2 separate regions of the Homo sapiens genome follow, and region 1 is linked to region 2. The links are chromatin contacts, found by Hi-C or POLR2A ChIA-PET in ENCODE. All regions are on one chromosome and are shown on one strand. The core of a region is the stretch at or near the end of the contact, and the rest is flanking DNA. Distances in the headings are between cores, read along the strand shown.

Region 1 (5,301 bases), core at 2,556-5,055, 240 kb before region 2:
TGAGACAGCATCTTGCTCTGTTGATCATAGCTCACTGTCACCTCAACATCCTGGGCTTAAGTAGTGCTCTCACCTCAGCCCCCTGAATAGCTGGGACTACAAGTGCATGTCACCATGCTTGGCTGATTTTTTTTGGTAGAGATGGGGTCCTACTATGTTGTCCAGGCCGTTCTTCAACTCCTGGGCTCAAATGATCCTCTCTCTTTGGCCTCCCAAAGTGCTAAGATTACAGGCATGAGCCACATACCTGGCCTTAATAATGTTTTATATTAAAAGTTTCATACTCAAATTATCATGTGGTTTCTGTCTTCTAATTGTACTTTGACTAATATATCAGTTTTATAAGTAGTACTTTGCTCATAAGATTATTCTGAGGATTAAATGGGATAATATAAGCAAATTGTTTAGAATAGTGCCTGTCATAGAGCAATTACTTTAGTGTTTATTAGAAATGTTGGTAGGATCATCATCATCATCATCATAACTACCACTAGCTAAGAGTGACATTTCTACTTATTGTCCACAGGATGTTTCGTCTGAACTCACTTTCTGCTTTGGCAGAACTGGCTGTGGGTTCTCGATGGTACCATGGAGGATCACAGCCCATCCAGATCCGGCGAAGACTAATGATGGTGGCTTTCCTGGGAGCATCTGCAGTAACTGCAAGTACTGGTCTTTTGTGGAAGAGGTGAGTGTTATCCAACCATCTTGTTCTTGCGTATACTTTTATTCTTCCAGTCATCTCTGTTGTCAGAAAGGAGTTGATTTCTGGCTTAACTCTGTATCAGAATTTCTTGCTCGGATCATTTGGTATTGTTAATATTCGTCTATGAAATAAGATGTTTCAAAGAATTCAACATGCTAAGGCAATACTTAGGAAACACTGTGCTTCAAGGTCTGCCTGTCTCCTCTGCTGAACATTTTAAATAATGGGATAGGGATAGCAATAGCAGCTTTAGAAAATGAAGGCTTTCTGGCCAGGCGCGGTGGCTTACACCTGTAATCCCAGCACTTTGGGAGCCCAAGGTGGTTGGATCACTTGAAGTCAGGAGTTTGAGACCAGCTTGGCCAACATGGCAAAAACCCATCTCTACAAAAATACAAAAAATAGCCAGACACAGGGCGTGAGCCTGTAGTCCCTGCTACTTGGGAGGCTGAGGCAGGAGAATTGTTTGAACCTGGGAGGCAGGTGGAGGTTGCAGTGAGCCAAGATTGTGCCATTGTACTCCAGCCTGGGTGACAGAGAAAAACTGTCTCCAAAAAAAAAAAAAAAAAAAAAAAGAAAATGAATGCTTTCTGAGACTTCACAATTTGGTGACCCTGTGAAATTAACAAAGGAACCTTGGTACTTTAGTGTCCCTGATAATTTTTTTCACTAGTTATGGAAACTTCCTTGGAAAGAAGAGAAAATGTAGTGAGCCACAGTCTTCTCTTTCTTAAAATACATAGTTACTGTTTTTCTGACTCTGTCACTCTCTGTTTTTTATTTTTGTTTGTTTGTTTTTTTGAGATGGAGTCTTGCTCTGTCGCCCAGGCTGGAGTGTAGTGGCATGATCTCAGCTTACTGCAACCTCTGCCTCTGGGTTCAAGCAATTCTCAAGTAGCTGGGATTATAGGTGTGCACCACCATGCCCGGCTGGGATTACAGGTGTGCACCACCATGGCTAATTTTTTTTTTTTTATTATACTTTAAGTTTTAGGGTACATGTGCACAACGTGCAGGTTAGTTACATATGTATACATGTGCCATGTTGGTGTGCTGCACCTAGTAACTCATCATTTAACATTAGGTATATCTCCTAATGCTATCCCTCCCCCCTCCCCCCACCCCACAACAGGCCCCGGCGTGTGATGTTCCCCTTCCTGTGTCCATGTGTTCTCATTGTTTAATTCCCACCTGTGAGTGAGAACATGCAGTGTTTGGTTTTTTGTCCTTGCGATAGTTTGCTGAGAATGATGGTTTCCAGCTTCATCCATGTCCCTACAAAAGACACGAACTCATCATGTTTTATGGCTGCATAGTATTCCATGGTGTATATGTGCCACATTTTCTTAATCCAGTCTATCATTGTTGGACATTTGGGTTGGTTCCAAGTCTTTGCTATTGTGAATAGTGCCGCAATAAACATACGTGTGCGTGTGTCTTTATAGCAGCATGATGTATGATCCTTTGGGTAATTTTTTTTTTTTTTTTGTATTTTTAGTAGAGATAGGGTTTCACCATGTTGGTCAAGCTGGTCTTGAACTCCTGGGGTCAAGTGACTTGCCCACCTCAGCCTCCTAAAGTGTTGGGATTACAGGCATGAGCCACCATGCCCAGCCTCTAGAGCTATCTTAGCCCTATTAATATAGCATGATCTTTCTGGGATGTTACTAAATGCCTTGGGTGTTCAGTGAGGTTCCTCTAGTCTGACTTGGTAGAGCTTGATTGTTTCCTGCTTGTGAGCTCTGGAAATTGACTGGCCTGTGGCTCCTTGGCAACTACTTTGTGTAGTTTCATCCTAAGAATGCACTGCTGAGTGTTGACTCAATACTCGAGAGTGTTCTGTGTACATTTTTGGAGCTCTTTCTCTGTGTGACTTTTTCCTTTTGAGTCCTCTGCCTCACCAATTCCAGGCACCTCAGGTTTTCCAAACTTTGATCTCTGTCACTTTAGTTTAGCAAGATCACTGTATTTGGCTTGGGATCCTCTTTGTGGTCTAGAAAATGTTTCCAGACAGAAATTCTGGGCAATTATAGGCCTCCATTTTTCTTTTCTTTTTTTTTTTTTTTTTTTCTTTTTGAGATGGAGTCTCACTCTGTCACCCAGGCTGGAGTACATTGGTACAATCTCGGCTCACTGCAACCTCTGCCTCCTGGGTTCAAGACATTCTCCTGCCTCAGCTTCTCAAGTAGCTGGGACCAGGCAAGCACCACCACACCCGGCTAACTTTTGTATTTTTAGTAGAGATGGTTTTTTGCCATGTTGGCTAGGCAGGTCTCGAACTCCTGACCTCAAGTGATCCACCCACCTCGGCCTCCCGAAGTGCTGGGATTACAGGTGTGAGTCACCACGCCTGGCCAGGCCACCATTTTCTTAGAGAGTTGCATACTGTGCAGTGTCTGAAAGCAGTCATTTGATATATTTTGTTCAATTTTCTGTATTTTTGCCCTGGTAGGAAGTCAGATCTATTATCGTTTGCTCCATTATGGCTGTAAGCAAAAGTCTTCTTTTTGTATTTCATCAGTTCTGTAATATTTAATTAATTTTAGTATTATATCATTGCAGCAATGGCTTCAACTACCAGAAATACTTATATTATTTTTTAAAAAAGAAATACTTATATTATTTTGGTCCCCTATTTCTTCTTTATTTATGTTCCTTTTTATTGTAGTGAAAGGTGCATAACATAAAACTTACATCTTAACCATTTTTTTCTAAAGACCTTGATATTCCACCCTTTCAGTTACAGTTGGGACAAGGGGAGAATGAGAATGGGAAGAGTTGGAGTGAGATGAAGAACAAGGAGGCGCTCTATGGCTGGAAGTCTAGTACATTTAGTTTTTGTACTGGAAGGGCTCATCGTCTCTGGTTTCAATGGGAAGACGTGTGGATGAGGGCTTCTGTCACATGTCTTCACCATTTTAAAATATGCAGTTCAGTAGTTTAAAGGGTATTCACATCATTGTGAAACAGATCTCCAGAACGTTTTCATCTTGCAAAACTGAAACTCTACTTATTCAAGAGCAACTTCCTTGCTTCCCCTTCCCTCAGCCCCTGGTAACCCCCATTCTACTTTCTGTTTCTGTAAATCTAAATATTCCAGGTAACTCATGTAAGTGAAGTCATACAATATTTGTGGTTTTGTGACTGGTTTATTTCACTTAGCATAACGCCCTCAAGATTCATCCACGTTGTAGCTTGTGACAGGATTTCCTTTCCTTTTAAAGCTGAAAAATATTCCATTATCTGTATATACCACATTTTGTTTATTCATCTGCCAATGGACTTTTGAGTTGTTTCCACCTTTCAGCTATTGTGCATAGTGCTGCTGTGAACATGGATGTGCAAATATTTATTTGAGACCCTTTCATTTCTTTGGGATATATAACCAGAGATCATGTGGAAGTTCTATTTTATATTTTTTGAGGAACTTCTTCATGTAGAATATTTGACAAATTTCATTGCTGTTGCTCTGCTAAGCTGTATCTGTTTGCTTATTTGTCTAGTATGATGGACGTTCAAGATTAATCTAGATTTCTTTTTTGCATATCCAGGGCCCATGCAGAATCTCCACCATGTGTAGACAACCTAAAAAGTGACATCGGTGATAAAGGGAAGAATAAAGATGAAGGGGATGTTTGTAACCATGAGAAAAAGACTGCAGATCTTGCCCCTCACCCAGAAGAGAAAAAGAAGAAACGTTCTGGATTCAGAGACAGAAAAGTATGAAACATAGTCTTATAAGTTGATCAGAAGTATATCTTAAAGTAGAATAATGCAGTTCAATCTTTTTAATCATATGTTTCAGATGGTTCATCTTCACTTTCAAGTTATCACTTCTTTGCTATTTTCTATCATGTTCTAAGCCAAAAGTACTCTTGGAATGTGAGGTTAAAGGAGGTAGTTAAAAGGATCTAGGACCAATAACCATGATTAGCATATTTTTTCTTAGTTCTTTCAGTTCAACTGCCTAAGGTGATTCTTTTTTTCTGGATCTTCCTGATGCTAAATGTTATCATATATGTTAAGTTGAGTCTTTGTGGTATTTCTGATATCGGGTTGTAGAGACAGAATAAAATCTCTTTGGAAACATAACTTCTAGAAGACCAAGTAACTTTGAGGACAGCACAAACTTCAAATGACTATCAAGATTTTATGTAATTAGGCCCCGCATGGTGGCTCATGCCTATAATCCCAGCACTCTGGGAGGCGGAGGTGGGTGGATCACCTGAGGTCAGAAGTTCAAGACCAACCTGGCCAATGTGATGAAACCCTGTCTCTACTAAAAATACAAAAACTAGCCTGGCATGGTGGCATGCACCTGTAGTCCCAGCTACTCAGGAGGCTGAGTCAGGAGAATTGCTTGAACCCGGGAGGTGGAGGTTGCAGTGAGCTGAGATTGTGCCACTGCACTTCAGCCTGGGCGGCAAAGCAAGACTGAGTCTCAAAAAAAAAAAAAAAAAAAAAAAAGATTTTATGTAATTAACACAACCTGCTGTTATGTAGCTTTGCCTCAGCGAAGTTTCAGTTCCACTACAGCAGTTCCTATGATATCAGGTATTTGAGTTCAGCAAACATGAGTGATGAACAATGAAAAG
Region 2 (5,259 bases), core at 1,497-3,996:
TCCTGGTTGCCTCCCCCTGCCCTGCCCTATGTGGGTAGGTGCCCTTCCTCTCCCAGCCCCAGCCTCTGCTAACCTGTCCACCCAACCCCATGTTGACAGGCCCCTATCCTCCCTGGCCAAAGTGGCTCACAGGTCTTCCAGCCTGCCCCGGGGCTCTGGGTTCTCACACAGCCCAGCCCAGCCTCTTTCCAGTTGAGATGGACAAGGTGATGCCCTGACCTGAGAGAGCAAGCTGGCCAGGGGCTGGGTCCTGCGGCCCTGACTAGGTGAGACTCCGTCAGGAAACCAAAACAAGCTCCCCACACCTGCCCTCTCGCTAGGATATACCTTGCAATGCAGCACCAGGGTGGCCAACCGTCCTGACTTGCCTAGGACTCTCCTGGTGAGCACTGAGAGTCCCGAGTCCCCAGAAACCCCTCAGATCTGGGCATTCTGGGACAGCTGGCCACTCCACTGGGACACACATCCCAAGGGTCATCACACCTTTCCTGTCCCCACTGAACCAGGTATTTTTTCTTTCCATAACACTGGTCACTCACAAAGACAGGGTGGGGCCACAGGCAGTCCCCTTCGCCTGTCTGGCTCCCTCAGACTGGGCTGAGGCCGGCCACAGGCCCACAGTGCAGTCCGAGGCCTGATGAGGTCTGCTGAGTTGAGCAGAGGCTCCACAGTCCATCAGAGACCCAGGCCTGTTAGGTCCTGTGAGATGGAGAATGGAGGAGCCCAAGAAAGGCCCTGGGCTCCATCCCAGCCCTGTGTTGTCCCCAGGTTGGGGCAGGCCTGAGGTGATCCCAGGAAGGCAACCCCAGCGTAGGAACCAGGCCTGCCCGGGGCCCACTGAGGCTGCCTCTACCTGTCTGGGCTTGAGGTGAGTCACTTCCTCCCTCAGCTGGTATGTGATGGGGAGGGGAGGGTTGGGGAGGGGACAGCATCTAAAAATAGCAGGGCCTAGACTGGTGGAAGATGCCCGAAGAGCTTCCCCTTGGACCAGGGAGGACCTGGCTTCCCATGGAACCGCCATCAGCCACAGCCCCCACCAGGCCCTGCGTTAGGCCAGGGAGGGAGATGGCCAAGACCTCCCCCACCCTTGCTTCTCAGGCTCAGAGCCCCCTTGAAGGCTGAGTCTCAGGAGCAGCGCCGGATGGGGTAGGAGCTTGGAGAGAGAAGGCCTCCAGCAGACAGTACTCGTTCATTCCCCTCCCTGTGCACGCACACAGATGCACGCACACAGAGACACAGGCACGTACCCTCGCCCAGCCCGGCTTCATGAGTCATCTCCCTCATGCCAGGACTCATCTCCCTGGTCAGCAGGGTGGACTGAGGACCCACTGTGTGCTTGAGCCACACCCTGGAAGACAAGGAAGCCATGCTCATGACCGTCCCTGGCCTCGGGGACTCCACATCATAAGAGGCCACTCAGGAAAGAGGAGAACACCCAGGGCAAAAGCAAGAGGCAGGCAGGGGGTGTGTGGTGGATGAGCTGGAGTCCGGAAGACCTGGTTTCAAATCCTGGCACTCACCCTTTCTAGCCATGTGACCAGACAAGCTATTTGACTTCTCCTGCCTCCGCTTCCATCTATATAATGGATGCCACGTATGGCCCTCGTCATATGTCAAATACAATCATGCATATAAAGTCCCCAAGCAAACAGAGCTCTTGCCATCAAAGCTTATGGTATCAGGCTAGAAACCTTGGGGGCGGGGGCACTTTGAATATGTCAGTAGACCTTTCTATCCCAAGGACTTACTGTGACATTCCACCTGGCCCCACCTGTGATAGGGAAAGGGGGAGGGGAGGGGAGGGAGAGGAGCTGCCGCTCACAACAGTGCTGGCCTCTACTGTGAACACTTGATATCGTTCTCATTTTCCCCCAGCCTCACAACAGCTTTACAAAGTAGGCATCGCTATCCCCATTTCACAAGTGGAAAAATGGAGACCCAAAAACATTCAATCACCTGCCCAAGGTCATGCAGCTGGCCTGGGGCAGACGCCAGACTGGGGCCCAGATCTGAGTGTGATCTCCTTGTGCACTGTGGGATGAGGCGGGGTCTGTCATGCCTGGGGTCGGCTGAGGGTGCAGGGGTCTCTGACTCTTTTGGGAGGAGCCCCTAGAACCCCCTGCCTGAGGTGACTATGGAATATGCTGAGCCTTTGGCCAGGGCTGCCTTCCTCCTGTCTGGTCCCACCTCCCCCACCCGGACCCCCCCGGCCAGCCCTCAGACCCCTCCCAGAAACACGGAAGGGCTCCACTCCCTCTGGGAGTTACCACCTTCACTTCCAACTTCAGCTAGGTGAGGGAGGTACTGCAACCCCTGAGTGACAGAAAAGGCAGCCGGATCAGAGGGGTCAGGAACCTGCTGTCATGCTCGCAGAGCTGGGGAAGCAGAGCCTGGACAGAGCCCCAGCTGCTCAGACTCCTAAGCTGCCAGTCTGGATCCCACACCCCGGCTGTCGGGTAGGGTTGGGGACTTCTCTGCTCCCCCTGCTCCTCACGCTTCCCGGAGCCATCCCTGTTTGTACCGGCTGGGGTTACATGCAAAGTGCAAGCCTTGCATCAGCCAGATGGGCCCCGCTCTAGTAAGAGCTGCTTTCTGCCTCTCTGCGCCTTCCCCACCGTTATCTGACTCATCCCCTGACAGTCCCAGGAGACTAGAGAGAAGCCAGGCCTCTTATCCCTATTGCACAGATGGAGGGACTGAGAGAGGAAGTGACCTACTCCAGTGACTCAGGGCAGCAACCCAGGCTGAGGAGGCCACAGGTGTAGCTGGTGTGGCCTGGGGAAAGTTCCCGGGTGCCACACAGCCAGATAAGCAGTTTTTAATGCCTCACAGCAGGCACAAATATCAACCGATGTGTGTCAAATGAACGAAGGAATATTGCAGGCCCTGGGTGAAAGATGAGGGGTGATATTGAGGAAAAAATAAATATGATACAGGGAAGGAAAAAAGAAGCCGGAAACCCAGACATGCCCCAGTTGCAGCCTGTGAGCCCAGCTGGCTTTGTAGCTCCCAGTTCCCTTCTCTTTAAGAATCTTCATGGCTATCACTTACTGGGTGAGTGCTAGTGACTCTGATATAACACTTTGTAGCCTTTTTTTTTTTTTTTTGAGACCAGGTCTCACACTGTCGCACAGGCTGGAGTGCAGTGGCGTGATCTTGGCTCACTGCAGCCTTGACTTCCTGGGCTCAAGGGATCCTCCCACCTTGGCCTCCCAAAGTGCTGGTATTACAGGAGTGAGCCACCACACCCGCCCCTATAGCCTCTATCTTATTTCATCCTGACAACAACCCAGTGATGCTATCATCCTCCCCATTTAACAGATGAGTTATCTGAGGCTCAGAGAGGTTACACAGTTCTTGCTCCAGCCGGCACGGGACCACATTCCAGGGGCTGACTTGCAACTGCTCTCCAAACCCGGCAGGGCAGATGTGCCCCTGCGCGTGCGATACCCACGTGGGGCTGCCCAGGTGTGTCTGCGGGTTGGCACCAGCTCCTGGTATCTGTCAGAGCAGTGAGGGGGTGGTGCGACAGGAGCGGAACCGAACGCCAGTGGCCGGGATGGATAATGAGCCAGGGCGCCTGGGCTGCAAGGGGGCTTGGGCACGCGGGCCTACCCGTGTGCGCAGGCCCTGGGCGCCCCCCGCACCGGGCGCCCTCCCCGAAACCCAGCCACGACTGCGGAACTGGGGGCGGGGCCAATGCTGGAGGCAGGGCCCGCCGGCGCCGGGCTCCCACCCCCCAGCGCCCGCTGACAACCCGCGGCGCGTTGCCAGCGATTGCCCCATCAGGCCGCATCCGCTTTCGCAGCCCTGCACGTTGTGCACACAGCGCGCCGGCCTGGGCGGGGCTGCTTGTCCCCGGCCCCCTGCCCCCCACCCGCGGCCCTCGCCCGGCTGCCTTCTGCCCCGGCTGAGACCCGGGCCAGACTGAGTCCCTAGCGGCCCATTACCCCGCCGGGCTCGTCCCAGACACCTTTGATGGCTGCCCTTTGCCCCGTCTGGTCTGAGCGGACAAACGAGGGAAATTGAGTAAGCCAGCTCAGCAAGACAGGAAACTCCTGGCCGCTTTGTTACTCATGATTTTCAGCAACTTGGGGAGTGGGGGGCAGGGGAGGGGAGTCCTAGGGGAATTTCTGTAGTTCAAGAAGTTTGGGGGCTCCAGGACTGGGAGTGCCCTCGGGGAGGTCTACCTCCCGGGGCAGGTCTATTTCCCAGGCCAGGTACCGTAGTTGGCACTAGTAAGTAAGTGCTCCACAAATTCGTGTTAACATGCATTTTCAAGAATGCAATTTATTTAATTTTCAAGTCTTCAGTCCCAGCTACTCCGTAGGCTGAGGCGGGAGGACCCCTTTAGCCCAGGAGGTCAAGGCTGCAGTGAGCTACGATCTTGCCACTGCATTCCAGCCTGGGTGACATAGCTAGACTGGTCTCAAAAAAAAAAAAAAAAAAAGGCATTTTCTCACCTACCTGCTTTGAGTGCCTGCCAGAAAGAATCTCCAGGTGAAAGGGGACAGGTTTAGGGCTGGAGCTGAAGGCTGGCATTTGGGGTTTGAGGTTCTGCGTTTGGCATTGGTTTGCTGTTTCACTTGGGCAAATCTCTTGGCCTCTCTGGGCTGCGTTTCTGTAGGGAATCAGTAATAAGGCAACCTGTCTGGCTCTAAGGCTCAGAGGCACGGGGCAGGCTTTGAATTTCCAGCAAGCAGGAGAAAGAGCCTTTGATTTGAAGCAGAGATTTCCTCTTGAACATTAATATTCTGGGCTTTTCCAGGCTGGAGCTTTAGAACCGCTGTTACTAAACTAAGTGACATGAGTAGCCCCCCGTTGCTTACAGAATTTCTTGGCTTGGCATTTGGGGTTTTCTCACGTTGATTCTACCCTGCCTGTATGGCTTAACCCCCAACTACACCCCTACACTGTAATTAGGAAGAGCCTCAGACTTCCCCACACACCCCACACAATGTTCAGACTTCTGTGCCCTCACTCATGCTGTTCCTTCTGCCCGGAATGCTTTTCCCTACACTCTTCAAATGATTGGCTCTTTCTCATATTGATCCCCACATAAATGTTACTTGAGTAGAGATCCTGTTATTAACTCTCAGAGCTTCCTGTTTTCTCTCTTTAGCTCTTACTGCAGTTCAGAATTCGAAGTTGCTTTCTCCACCGGGCTGAAAGGTCGATGAGGGAGAGATCATGTCTGTTTTCCTCATCTCCACATACCCAGCACTTACCAAGGTGCCTGGCATACACTAAGAGATCAAT

Evidence for each region. Hi-C counts contacts between places; a loop is a spot of excess contacts on that map. ChIA-PET counts read pairs that join two places held with the same protein, here RNA polymerase II (POLR2A). Pooled maps may share reads with other maps.
Region 1: a pooled map shows a loop between it and region 2 (5-fold over the local background). The contact joins two enhancer-like sites. A Hi-C loop is called at or near these places in 4 of 50 pooled maps. POLR2A ChIA-PET finds 5 or more read pairs at or near these places in 3 of 52 experiments (BJ, GM12878 and activated T-cell).

Annotation. Positions count from the first base shown.
Region 1 is chr10:72,562,020-72,567,320 of GRCh38, reverse strand. MICU1 (mitochondrial calcium uptake 1) reads left to right here. Exons shown (of 12, transcript NM_001195518.2): 2 at 527-688; 3 at 4,258-4,426. The coding sequence starts at 528. Among named protein-coding and RNA genes, the nearest start is that of MICU1, 61 kb to the left of the region's middle. RefSeq lists a silencer at 5,256-5,301. Within about 2 kb of position 3,805, at least 3 of the 41 ENCODE cell types and tissues checked have a DNase peak (open chromatin) inside an H3K27ac peak, as active enhancers do.
Region 2 is chr10:72,318,283-72,323,541 of GRCh38, reverse strand. No RefSeq gene overlaps it. Among named protein-coding and RNA genes, the nearest start is that of DNAJB12, 34 kb to the left of the region's middle. RefSeq lists enhancers at 663-712, 675-1,874, 2,308-2,727, 2,477-2,771, 4,408-4,457 and silencers at 717-1,011, 3,498-4,057. Within about 2 kb of position 2,746, at least 41 of the 41 ENCODE cell types and tissues checked have a DNase peak (open chromatin) inside an H3K27ac peak, as active enhancers do.